Linked DNA regions of Homo sapiens: all the other regions are linked to region 1. Evidence: chromatin contacts called from ENCODE Hi-C or POLR2A ChIA-PET data. All regions are on one chromosome and are shown on one strand. Each heading gives the region's core, a stretch centred on a gene start or an enhancer-like site at or near the end of the contact. The rest is flanking DNA. Distances are from core to core; before and after follow the strand shown.

Evidence for each region. Hi-C counts contacts between places; a loop is a spot of excess contacts on that map. ChIA-PET counts read pairs that join two places held with the same protein, here RNA polymerase II (POLR2A). Pooled maps may share reads with other maps.
Region 2: a map of ascending aorta shows a loop between it and region 1 (3-fold over the local background). The contact joins the promoter of C1orf216 here to the promoter of AGO3 in region 1. A Hi-C loop is called at or near these places in 1 of 168 maps with a recorded cell type or tissue (ascending aorta) and 10 of 50 pooled maps. POLR2A ChIA-PET finds 5 or more read pairs at or near these places in 1 of 52 experiments (K562).
Region 3: a pooled map shows a loop between it and region 1 (3-fold over the local background). The contact joins the enhancer-like site here to the promoter of AGO3 in region 1. A Hi-C loop is called at or near these places in 1 of 168 maps with a recorded cell type or tissue (naive thymus-derived CD4-positive, alpha-beta T cell), 1 of 37 single-sample maps with no recorded cell type and 1 of 50 pooled maps. POLR2A ChIA-PET finds 5 or more read pairs at or near these places in 6 of 52 experiments (CD4-positive, alpha-beta T cell, WTC11, activated CD4-positive, alpha-beta memory T cell and 2 more).

The regions. Positions count from the first base shown.
Region 1 is chr1:35,929,732-35,933,773 of GRCh38, forward strand. It overlaps AGO3 (argonaute RISC catalytic component 3), which reads left to right and starts at 1,374. Exons shown (of 19, transcript NM_024852.4): 1 at 1,374-1,714. The coding sequence starts at 1,696. It overlaps AGO1 (argonaute RISC component 1), which reads left to right. Exons shown (of 19, transcript NM_012199.5): 19 at 1-801. RefSeq lists enhancers at 990-1,513, 1,514-2,038, 2,039-2,561 and silencers at 1,017-1,526, 1,537-1,876.
Region 2 is chr1:35,717,073-35,721,627 of GRCh38, forward strand. It overlaps C1orf216 (chromosome 1 open reading frame 216), which reads right to left and starts at 1,812. Exons shown (of 2, transcript NM_152374.2): 1 at 1,635-1,812. It also overlaps a transcript of CLSPN not described here. RefSeq lists silencers at 1,544-1,973, 3,636-3,930.
Region 3 is chr1:36,159,753-36,164,059 of GRCh38, forward strand. The region is part of intron 1 of MAP7D1 (MAP7 domain containing 1); the gene reads left to right. Among named protein-coding and RNA genes, the nearest start is that of MAP7D1, 5.7 kb to the left of the region's middle. RefSeq lists enhancers at 624-1,401, 1,243-1,292, 1,443-1,682, 2,550-2,689. Within about 2 kb of position 2,284, at least 32 of the 41 ENCODE cell types and tissues checked have a DNase peak (open chromatin) inside an H3K27ac peak, as active enhancers do; they include CD4-positive, alpha-beta T cell, where a contact is called at or near this core.

The DNA.
Region 1 (4,042 bases), core at 124-2,623:
CCATACATTTATTGTTTAATATTATATGGTAAGTACTTTAAAATGGTAAATAGTAAATACTTGTGTTATTCACTAACATTTGGGGAGGATTTTCTCTGTGCTTTATGTATATTACCTAACCTTACAAACTGTGTAAGGTACATGCTGTTCTCTCAATTTTTCAGATAAGAAAATTGAAGCCCAGAGAGATCAAGTGACTGATCCAAAGTCCCACAGTGAGGGGAACTGAAGATAGGATATTCTTTCTCCTTTTCCTCTTTAAAAAATTATTTTGATTAAAAAAAACCGTATTACTGAAGCATAGGGACATGGGGAGAAATTATGAATGATTCCTCAGCCTGAATAAAATAGTATGTTTCATTAAGGCAACAAATATTTATTAAGGACCTAATATTTGCCTGACATTCAAGTGAGGTGGGGGGCACACAAGTAGTAAATAAATAACAGACTGGGCAAAGGGCTACCAAGGCAATACTGTAGTAGACTAACAGGTGCCCCACCATAGATGGGTGGTCCGGAAAAGGCGTCTCAGATGTCTTTCGTTGAGACGCAAAAAAAAGCTGTGGGGTAGGGCGTAAGGGGAGGGTGGAGAAGAGAGAGAGGGTTCCTGGCCAAGGGAACCAAAAGCAGAGAAGCTCCAAGTCAGAAAAAAGCAGCGGTTGGCCCGTTGGGAGAATTGGAAGCCAACCAGTATAGCTGTAGCACAGGCGGGGCCCATTTACGCCGTGCGTTTTCACCCTGGAAAGGAGTTTGGGTTTTCAAGTGTGACGAGGCGCTATTAAAGAGTTTTAAACATGGAAATTACTCGATCTGATGTTTGTGTAGTGTCCTGTTTGTTAGTCATCTTTTCCAAACTATAATACATTTTTTTTTTCCTAAAAATGGTCGTTAAAGCAGCCTAGGACTTAGGTCAATTGCGGTGGTCACTTGACCGCCTGTGAGGAGGCGGCGCGTGGGGTGGATCGGACTGGGCGTGGCGGGGGCTCAGGAAGGAGGGTGGCCCTACCCCAGCGGGCTCGGCTCGGGGCCTCCGCGGCAGTTCGGGGTCCTTCACCCGCCGGCTCCAGGTAGGCTACTCCTCAGGTAAGCCCCGCCGCCAGCCGCGACGTCGTCGCAGACAGGCACCGCCCCCACTCGTGCGGCGCGAGTAGTCCTGCCCCTCCGCGTTGTCTCCGGCCGGCACGGCCCGGCGGGGTACGGCCGAGCCCGCCGCATGTGGCCCGGCTCCCGGACACCTCCCCGGCGTCCTCCGCGCCGGCCGCTCCTGCCCCGACGTCGCTCCGGCACGGCTCGGGGCCCAGAGGCGAGGCGAGGACGCCGGGCAAGCCAGGCAGCGGAACTGACGCCGGCGAGCTTCCGGGGCGGCCCCGGGCAGGTCGGCGGCGGCGGCCCGCAGTCGTGGAGGAGCGGTGGGAGCGTCGGCGGCCGCGGGCGATGCAACTTCCGGACGGGACTCCCCTCTGTCCGCGCCTCACATCTCCCCTTCCTCTCGCCTAGTCCTGTGCCGTTTTCCGTCCGCGACTCTTCCGGCCCAGAGCTTTCGGAGTGCGGTTGCTCAGGGGAAGCCGTCGCCGCCCCCGCCTCGGGGCCGAGTGAGAGTGCCCGTCGCGTCGCGCCGCGTCGCCCCCCGGGCCGCCTCCTTGCCGCCAGTGGCGGGCTCCGTTCTCCCTCGAAGCACTCCCCCCAGCTCCATGAATGGAAATCGGCTCCGCAGGTGAGTCAGAGTAGCTGGGCCAGGTAGGGGATGTCACCCAGCTACTGTCCTCTGAGCATCCCTGCTCCTCCCGCCCGGCCCAGGTGCGCGAGGTGAGCGTCGGGCGGGCATCGCTCGGTCTCCCGCCCCTCGCCCTGCTCCTCCGCGACCTCCCCGCAGCCCAGCCCCAGTTCCCCGGGGGCCCCTGAGTCGGCGAAACTGCGAGGCGGGGAAACGCTTGGAGGATTTAAGTTTGGGGTTATCTAGGCGGCATTACTCTTTGCTGGAGTACCCTTCTTCTAGACTTTAGAATGGTTTGCCATTGTCTAGTTGGAGTGCGTGTCCTTTAGCCAGGTTGTGTGTTCCGTAGAGGCTGGGCAGCCAGCCAGCTCCCTTACCTACCTCTTAGGATAGTTGTGAAGATAGGCTGAGATAACGGATAACTTCAGATTAAGTTCGAAGGAGGTGTTGGTGCAACGTTAAATTCAACATGGCATTGCTCCTACCCTCGAGTTCTTTTCTGTTGTTTGTGGCAGCATGGTAGATAGTTTCTGAGGAGCTTGGAAATGTCATAGCAGCCTGGATCCCTGCTTATACGAGGAGGTGGTTCTTAAAATTGCTGACAGTATATTTTTTTTCATTCTCTATTCCTTAGAGAAGTAGTTGTCATATTCCTGGAAATTTGGAATTTAAGAAAACTGCTTTATCTCTGGGGGCAAGAGCAGCAGTTTTGCAGTCTTAAGAGAAAATTGCAACATGGATAGTACTTGTCCTTAAAAAAGGAAAAGTATTGTTTATGGTTCTAAAGTAATTAATTCAGGGACAGAAAGGTGTTGCATAACGGTTTGCCTAACAAATGATCATGCTTGGCTTATTAAATTTGAAAGTATGCTTCAGACGATCACAAGTTCGTAAATTAATTTTCAAAATATTTGCGGGGCTGTCTTGTTACTAATGGTGTTACAAGTTCCTGAATTCCATATCTCTTTTTGCCAATTTGATATAAGAAAAACTTACGTAAAAGAAACCAGTGACATAACGATAGCTAAGAACTTTGTTGAATAGATTACGTGTCAAATGGTTGCAAAAAAGCACTCAAACTGGGGAGATGAGATGGGGAGAGAGTTACAAATTTTTTTTTTTTTTTTTTACAAATTTTGTTACATGGAAGTTTCTCTAATCAATTTAGACCATATCTCTTTTTCCTGCTCCATTGTTTCGCTTTCCCCCATATCGTCTTAAAAGGTCTGTCTGGATTGTGAAAAGATTTCGACTCTTATTCAGTTTTGATTTGTGTATTTCTGAAACTGTCCTGCCCTTTTAAAAAAATTACCATACTACTGTTTTACTGTACAGGAGATGTGATTATTTGGGACCATAGGTGATCTTTGTACATAACTGTCCTGTTGTCAAGTCTGGAAAACAAGTCATGAAGGTCAGACCCTTTATTAATCATCCCAAAACTTTTAAAGATATTTCAAAAAAGTTTTTAAAGTTTTTTCTTTTTCTCCTTAGGGTTTTTCATATGATATTGTGCCCATATATATGGGAAATGTCTTAGAAAACATTTGTTACATCAAACCACCTAGTCAACTGGTACAACTAAGCCAAGTACAGCTCAGAAAATACATTTTACCTCTTCTTTTTTGGGTGTCCCATTGCTGAAATGGATACCCATTTAGCTGTCTTCACATTTGGGGAAGTGTGTAGTTAGATTATCAACTATATGCCTGGGTCTCTTGAAAAGTAAAGTTTTTTCTTCAGTACAGTTTATACATGATTGAATGTAGCCTAATAATGAAGATAAGCTATACTTTGGCTCAAGATTGTCATCAGAAACAAAATTTTCATTATTCCTGAGACTTGTATATAATTGGTATGCTTAGCTTTAAGTTGAAAGCATAGCTGTGCAACTAAATTTTAAATCCATAATTTAGGCTGGGTGTGGTGGTTCATGCCTGTAATCTCAGCACTTTGGGAGGCTGAGGAAGGATGATCGCTTGAGCCCAGCAGTTGGAGACCAGCCTAGGTAACATAGTGAGACCTGCCTCTACAAAAAACAGAAAACTTAGCCGAGAATTGTGGCACATGTCTCCAGTCCTAGCTACTTGGGAGGCTGAGGCAGGAGAATGGATTGAGCCCAGAAGGCAGAGATTGCAGTGAGCTATGATCGCGCCACTAACTCCAGCCTGGGTGACGGAGCAAGACCCTGTCTCAAAAAAAAAAAAAAAAAAAAAAAAAAAAAAAATCATCATTTGACACGTATTTTGATTTTAAAATTTTAGTATAAATGTTCTCAAAAAGTCTATTGACTCAGTATTGAATCTTGGCTTTCCAATTCTGCCATAA
Region 2 (4,555 bases), core at 562-3,061, 210 kb before region 1:
ACTCCATCCAGAAAGCTGAGAGCATCCTGGGGTCCTCACTATCCTTCCTTCTCCCATCTCATTAATAACCACATTCTGACCATTCTTCCTCTTCCAGGCCATTTCTGACCTGGATTATTGCCTCGGCCTTTTCACTGATCTCTCTGCCTCCAGTTAAAAATGTAAATTTCACTTGTCACCACTCCTAATGCCCTCCCTGAATTCCTGCTAAACCTCTACCTGGCCTACAACACCCTGTTTGATCTGGCCCCTGCTCACCCCTCCATACCTGCCTCTTGCCACTCTGCCCCTCCCATCATAGCAAACTGCCCAGAGATCTCAAAACACACCATTGTTTTTCTTACAGTATTCCTTTGGCCTACAATATCCTTCCTCTCCCCTCCCCTCAAAGCTCCTCCCTTCTCCACCCAGCAAATTCCTTTTTGTACTTCAAAATTAGCTGTAATATCCCCATGTTTCCATGTCCCCATGTCTCTGAAGCCGTCTTGATACTGCCCCAATCAATATTACATAAACAAGCACGGTTAGTTATGCCTTCCTCTGGGTCCCCACTGCGCTGGGTATACACTGTCTTATCCAACTTTGCATCCGTCCCTGGCATACATGGTCGACGATCAGTGAATGTCTATTCAACTGGCATTTTTGGTTTGTGGTAATGATCTTGTAATAGCAGTTTGTAATCTGGCTTGGACCTCCTGTATATATCCTCCATCATATTCCCCAGAGTCAGCCAGCATAGAGCCCTGAACCAGGCTGTCTGTGCATACAGGTACTTGCTAAGTGAGTGAATGGGAGAAGAGACTGCAGTGAATTTCCATGCTCAGGAATCCACTCTTGACTCCCCAGGGCTGGAAGAGCTGGGTTCTGGAAGAGCTGGGTTTGGTTCCCTTTCCTACCCCAGCCAGGGAGCCCCGCCTTCCCCAGTGACAAGCTTTTCTTCTGAGCCTGCCCCCTTCCCTCCCAATGCCTCTGGAACACAGCCACTATCTTGCGGTCCCCGTCCCTAGCTTGCTCCATTCTGAGGCCCTGGAGGGAGGGCATACCACACCACTCTTCTCTCCTCCATAACCTGCTTCTAACCAAAATTAGGATTTGAACTGACAAAGGGATTCTACTGACCAAACAGCACTGGGATTAGAACAATTGAAGAGCATGAAGAGGAAGGGTATTGTAAGTGGAGCCGGCACTGGAAGGCGCTCCATAGGTGGCATGGACCCTCCCCACCCCCAGCAATGGGCAGAGAAGTCCTGGGGAGAAGGGTGTAGGAACAGTTCGTTTCTAATCGCCCTCTAAGCAAGGCTTGTGGGAAGGTGCCTAGAGATCTCCCCTCGCCCCAATTTTTTATTTTTCCTATACTTGGATGGGGCCGTGAAGGAAGCTGGGATGGGGTGGGGGTGGCGCTAGGGATCACAGGGTTCTCAGAGATAGTAAAATGAGAACCCCGACACGCCAGGACTAGGTCTCCGCCCAAACAGGAGGCAGCCTCCTTTTCTGGCCTTGCGGGAGTGGGAGACCACCCCAGGAGACAGAGACCATCCTTCCCTAGTCTCCTCGAAGGAGGCCACTGTGACTCCCCGCTTCCCGCGGCTGAGCCCCAAGCCCCACCCCGCCTCGGGCCCCAGACTCGGACTCACGGCGTAGAGGCGCCCGCTCCGGCGCGTCTGGCTCTGGCTCCGCCCGGCCCTGGTGGTGTCTAGTCCCTGGGCTGGGGGTTCCTCGGCCTGGGCGTCTCCGCGGTCCAGGCGTGGGTGCGGGGCTCCCGGGCAGCGCGCCCAGCCCCAGTCCCGGACTGCGGAGTCAGGCGGCGTCTGCGCAGCAGGGCGGAGCGACCGGTCCCACGTGGGCCGGTTCGGTTTTCCGCGGAGCCCCGCGCCAGGCCCCTGCGCCGGAACCGCTTCGCCCCCGCGCGGGGCCGCGTTGACCCAGGCCTTCCAGGTCCGGTGCTCTCTCCTATTGGCATTCGCTGGGCCCTTCCCATCAGTTAGCCTCGCTGCAGACACCGTGCCATTTTCAAGTGAAATCTGATTAGTCACCACCTTCCGGCGTTAAACTCCTCAATGGCTTCCCCACCGCCGGGACAACCCCTAAGGCGGTAGCCGCGGGGCTCTGTGCGTCCTGCCCTTCGTCTGCCTCTCCGGCTTCGTCCTCTACCCTCCCTCTCCGCAGTTACCCTCCCACACGCCCCTTTCCGCCACGCGGCTTTGGCACGCACTGTTCCCTCGGTCTAGCATTCTCTTCCCCCTCTCGACTTACTCCTATTTCAGATCTCTTCTCGGAGAGATCTCTGACTCCCTAGATCACGTTCGTTCCCCCCTTTATGTCAGAGCACATTCCTTTTCTTCATAGCATTTATCACAATTTGGAATTATATATTCCTTTTTGTGCTTACTTGACTAAAGTCACTGAGGCCGGGTGCGGTGGCTCACGCCTGTAACCCCAGCACTTTGGGAGGCCGAGGCGGGCAGATAACCTGAGGTCAGGAGTTTGAGACCAGCCTGGCCAACATGGTGAAACCCCATCTCTACTAAAAATACAAAAATTAGCCGGGCTTGGTGGCGGGCGCCTGTAATCCCAGCTACTTGGGAGGCTGAGGCAGGAGAATCGCTTGAACCTGGGAGGTGGAGGTTGCAGTGAGCCAAGACTGCACCACTGCACTCCAGTCTGGGCAACAGAGTGGGACTCCGTCTCAAAAAAAAAAAAAAAAAAAAAAAAAAAAAGAGAGAGAGAGAAAGAAGATCCAAGCCTGGGACAGGGCTCAGGGCTGATGTCCTGTACCCGGGACGGGGGCTCTCCGCAGGACACAGAGCCCACCCATGATGCCTGTGAAGTGGGTACCAGTGCTTTTGCCCAGGTGAGGAGGAACAGCGTGATAAAAAAGGGTCTTGGGTTCCAAACTCCAGTGGATTCTTCTCAGAGCTCCACTCTACTGAAGCTTGACCCCCCTCACTCTTTTGCACCCTGGGGAAATGTGAAGTTGGGGGCCCTGTTTGGAATAAAAGAGAACAGAGTTCAGTAATTGCTGACCCTAATATATGAGGTGCCCTCTTCCAGTTTCAATTTGATTCCAAGTCACCATTCTGCAACCTAGAGACTAATTGGCAAATTAAATCACACCAAGAAATCCTATATGCAAAAACAGGGAAAATGGAAAAGAAATTTTTATGATTATGATGACTATTTTAAAAGGGAAAAGGAAATAAGAAGGAGAAGGCAGAAGTAATTCAAACTTTGCACACTCCTCCAGCTAAGAAAATACAGGTGGAGACGTCAGCCCCATTTCTACATCAGATCCTGTGGCCTAAGTCTTCTCCCTTCCCTTATCCACTTCAGGTTCCCCTGGCCTTCAGCCTGGGGTGACCCAAATCCTCACTTTTTTTTTTTTTTTTTTTTTTTTTGAGATGGAGTCTCGCTCTGTCGCCTAGGCTGGAGTGCAGTGGCGCAATCTCGGCTCACCGCAACCTCCACCTCCCGGGTTCAAGCGATTCTCCTGCCTCAGCCTCCTGAGTAGCTGGGATTACAGGTGCATGCATCACGTCAGCTAATTTTTGTATTTTTAGTAGAGATGGGGTTTCACCATGTTGGTCAGGTTGGTCTTGATCTCCTGACCTTGTGATCCACCCACCTCGGCCTCCCAAAGTGCTGGGATTACAGGCGTGAGCCACCATGCCTGGCCCAAATCCTCACTCCTAAAGGCTCTCAGCTTTGGTGATCTAGGGTTATGCAGTTCTGCCCAGACCACAGAGCCATAAAGTCATCAATTGTTTGTTCTGCCCAGAATAGCCCTTCTCCGCCTCTCTTTGGACTCTGTCTCTCCCAGCTTAACCATGTGGGTCAAATGAAAGCCTGAAGAATCCAGGGATAGGAGCTCCACTCCAGGTGAGCCAGTCAGAGTCCTTCTCTGGGATCTTCTGAAACGAAATTAAAGGAAGACGAGGCAGGGAAGAAACAGAGATGAGAGATAGTTCTGATAATGTTGCAGACCCTGTTTCCTGCATCTAAACTTATAGTTTTGTATGCCTTATTTTGCCAAGCCTAACTTGAGTGGAATTTCTTTCACCGACAATTGAAAGAATGCTGATTACTACAATAGCACAAGGTGGTGACCCCAGGGTCTCTGGGTTCCATTCACGCACCTCTCAACACTTATTAGGTAACAGTAACTCCCTTTCTCCTTGGTAGCCATGATCAGTCCAGTCTACACTGAGACCACCCCCTTCTCCTATTCCTCTAGTGCTACCAGGAGCCGAAATCCCAGGGAATCATCTTTGTGTTTCTTGGTTAGAAGAAACATTCCTCCCATGATGCTATCACCATGTTTTGTTTTGTTTTTTTCCCAAGACAGAGTTTCACTGTCACCCAGGCTGGAGTGCAGTGGCGCGATCTCAGCTCACTGCAACCTCCGCCTCCCAGGTTCAAGTCATTCTCCTGCCTCAGCCTCCCGAGTAGCTGGGGTTACAGGCGCGTGCCACCACACCCGGCTAATTTTTGTATTTTTAGTAGAGACAGGGTTTCACCATGTTGGTCAGGCTGATTTCAAATTCCTGACCTCAAATGA
Region 3 (4,307 bases), core at 1,034-3,533, 230 kb after region 1:
TGTGGAAGGCTTCACGGAGGAGGCAGCATTTGAGGTGGATCTGAAAGGATGAGTAGACGTTGGTGAGACTGGCGCAGTGGGCTGTGGCCATACATCCAGCAGCCAGCTGGCTGGCACCTCCCAATGACAGCTTCCTAGTCCCTTCCTGGGCTGGTGGGCCCAATAATGAGGCCTCTAATGAGCCCCTAATGTGCAGTCACGCATATGCAAATGAGGTGGAAGGGATACTAGGCCAGCTCAGGTCCCCTTTCCTAACATGATAGTGGGGAAGGGCTGAGGGAAGGGACTGAAAGCTGGGCCCAGACTAGAATGGCCATACTTGAGGGCCATCAGGTCAGGTCTCAGGTCTGACCCAGGCTGGAAGTTAGGCCACAGGGCAGCTGGGACCCATGTCCTTAGGTCCCTGCTGGGCCTTGGGGCTAGTGAGGGAGCCAACTAGCCAGACCCAGATAATGCAGCTTTGTTGGCTGGTGGTATCTCTGCCTGGCACCCAGGGGCACAGCCTTCAGTGTTTCCTCCACCACTTCTCAGCTGCAGCTCTGCCCTGAAGGGAGCAGAGAGCCTGGGAGGGTGTAGGGAACATGGTACTGCTGCCCTTACTAGCGCTCCTCAGCAGTTGTAAGAGATGATGTGAGCCAGGTAGAGACTCCCCGGTGAACCAAGTTATTTCCCATTAATTATCTCTGACTTATTATCTCCTATTCATTAAGGGCCTTCTCTGTGCCAGGCACAATGCTCAGCATGTCACGGGCATTGTCTCATTTGTTCCTCACCACAGTCTCATGAGTAGGGACTAGCATTATCCCCATTTTACAGATGAGGCTCAGAGAGATGAAATCACTTACCTAAAGTCACACAGCTAGCAACTGGCAGAGGCAGGATTTGAACTCAAATCTGTCTGACTCTGAAGTCTGTGCCCTAAACCTCTAAGCTGAATTATCATGGCTAAGCTATCCAGTGACAAGGTCTGGCCTGCTTCCCTCCCGTGACTGGCCTGTGTGGGCATCTTGGTCTTGGGGACCCCATAATCTTTTCCCTGGCTGGCAGAGGTAGCCCCAGCAGAGCCCAGGGTCCTCTGGGAAGCCTGCCAGGTTGGAGCCTAAGCAGTTGAACCAGGAGGAAGGCCCCGGACCCAGGTGGTGGTAATAGTCCAGCTGGGGGGGCATCTCCAGGCCTTGGCCTGAGGTTGGGCCTCTGCCTTCAGCATCTGGGCAACAGCCTGGGCAGCCCTGCTGGGGCTGAGGGAGGGATGTGGTGGGGCCCAGGCTGCGGGATGGGGTCATTTCCTGCCGCCTAAAATAACAGGAAGTGGGTGCTCCTGATTGGAGGCTGGGAACAATGGCCGCCAGCCGGGCCAGAGAGCTCCTTCAGATCTGTAGTCTCAGTCGGGTTCCCGGCTTTATCACCCACAGAAGCCGGTGGCCTGGTCCCAGTGCCCCACTGCCCAACTGCTGGAGCACGCTGCCCTCTCCTAGGGCACTCCCTCTCGGAGCCGGCTTAGCTCTGTCCAGGCCAGGGATAATGCTGCCCCCTAAGGGTCCCTCCTCTCCCGGCCCCACAATTAGGCATTCCCCAGAGTTTGCCCTTTCTACTGACCTCCTATTCTCCCAGCCCAGATCTCTCCAGGAGAGGGAACCCAGGAGGCTGTCCCCACTGGGATGCAGGCAGGGTAAAGACCGTCATGCTGATTGGGTCCAAACCCCAGCTTTGCTACTCACTAGCTGTGGAGCTTAAGTAAGTGTCTTAATCTCTGAACCTGTTTCCTCGTTTGTAAAATGGGGTAATAATATCTACCTCATAGGATTATGGCAAAGGTTAAATGAACTAATGAGTTTAATGTGTTTAGCTGTGCCTGACAAAAGCATTAGCTGTTGCTCCTGTTAATCGGACTTTCTCTGGGCCTAGGGAAATAATTTGCTCAGAAGGAGCAGAAGTGACCTGGATGACGCTGTATAAATATTCCGGGGACATTGTGTCTCTGTGTGCTGTGTGTGTCTCTGAGGCTTTGTCTGTTTCTTAGAGGAGGTACCTGGCCCCGTACTCTGTGGGTACATCTGTGTGTCTCAGATATGTGTAGAGTTTTGAATCCCAGTAAGTCTGTTTCCTCTGCATGTGTGTGTGTGTATGTGTGTGTGTGTGTGTGTGTGTGTGTGTGTGTGAGAGAGAGAGGAGAATATGTCTTGTCTCTCGCCATTGTGCAGGCCCTGTTTACATTGTCTGGTGTCTGTCTCTGTTGTGTGCACGTCTGTCTCCCATGTGTCTCTGCCCTCTGCCTGCCTCTGTCTTCGCCTGCTCTAGTGTTGTCACCTAGGAATCTGCAGTGAGGGCCAGGAGGGCTCTTGCTAGAGGTGCTGATCTCTGTTCTGTCTTCTCTCGGCCTCGTGCCTCTGCCTCTCCCATGCTTCCTGCCTGAGGTGCTGTCTGTGCACCCCCCACGCCACAACCAGCCCTCACCCAGGCACTCCCTCTCGCTGCCCCTGGAGGTGGGCTGTTCTCCCCTACCTCACTTCCCGCCTCTTGGGAGCCAGCCTGGGCAGGAGCCTGCCTTCCCTACATTCCTGTGCTCTGAGCTCAGTGCCTGCTTGCCCCACCTGCACCCTTCACTTTTGTGGGGGAAGTCTCCCTGGGGGAACCACGGAATCACTTCCTTCTTCAGAGAACACGCAGGAGCTTCAGGGCGGGGTAATGTGACTGCCTACCAGAAACAGCATGACATAAGGGTTTTAAGGGTTTTGTCATCAGACAACTCTGGATTCAAATCCTACCTCTGACACTGGCATGAACAATCCACTTAATCTGTCTGAGTAAATTCTCTCACCTGTGAAATGGGGGCCATCATAGAACTTTCCTTTTAGGATTGTCATCAGGATCAAATGGGATAGGGAAAGTGCTTGGTTTATGTTAGAGCTTCAGTAAATTAGTTTGGGCCTGGAAACTGGCTGGGGACATGCAGGTTCTGAGATGAACATGACATTTAGTGTTTAGAGAGACTAAGCTTTGGAGCAGCTTGAGGGTCTAAATACACACTAGCTAGGTAGCTTTCTACAGTACCCCCACCCACATATCTACATACCCAGCCACCCACCCACCCATCGGACATTCATTAAACAGACACAGAACTCCCACTCTGTGCCAGGCAGGTCCTGTATAAGACTCTGGGGCTGCAAAAAGGACTAAGACTGAGTTTCTTCTCTTGATAAGCTCTCACACTGACAAGGGCAGGGGGTGGCAGGCAAACAGAAAAGCTAGACTGAGTTATCAGTGTTGTGAGAGGAATATTTGGCCCAACAAGAGTTGTTGGGGTGGGAGGAGGGAGAGACAAAAGGAAAGGACTGCCAGCTCTCAGAGGGTGGAGATGGGGTGTTAGTATTCTGAGACATGTGACAGTCTCTCTGAGGGACTTGGCCCTGATCTTTCTGCAGACCCCAGGCACAGCCCCTCTTGGAGCTCTTAGGAAGACAGGACTTTTTGACCCCACAATGCAACCCACCACTGCACTTTTGCCCTGCTAATGCTCTTTGTGCCAAGAAATAAATACAAATTATTTGTCTCTTATCTCATTCTTAACAAATACTTCTGGTAGATATTAGTGTAGCAAAATAAAACCAACAGTGGCAAAACCTCACAATCTGGCATAGACCAAAAATAAGATAAAATTAAGTAGCCGAAGGATCATATTTGATGGTTAAAAATGAGAATGATCATAAATAGATTAACCATACTGTATAGATAACTAACCAAGGAGTTTTGGCTTAATGTGATTTGCTCCATAACACTGTGCCAATGACATTTCATCAGGGTTGGCATAATTGTGAAGAAAATATTTGTATTCAGGGTCAATAGTGTGCCAGGTCACAAGAGGAGTTCCAAACTTCTTGTTTGCCTCTTGAGAAGTTTTTCTTGTTGAGCTGCTGGAGTAAACACTCATTATTATTTTTATTAACTTCTACCTGTGTGGCTTAGTCCAGGAAGCTGCCCAAACACTATTGAGATGGAGTTGTTTTGCTTCTCTTCAAATGTTTATCTTTTTGCTATAAGTTGCCACATAGATATATACTTTTTTTCTTTTTTTTTTTTTTTTTTTTTTTTTTTGGAGACAGCATCTGATTCTGTCGCCCAGGCTGGAGTGCAGTAGTGCAGTCTCAGATCACTGCAGCTTCCACCTCTGGGTTCAAGGGATTCTTCTCTCAGCCTCCCAAGTAGCTGGGACTACAGGTGTGCACAACCACGCCCAGCTAATTTTTGTAGTTTTAGTAGACATGGGGTTTTGCCATTTGCCCAGGCTGCTCCCGAACTCCTGGGCTCAA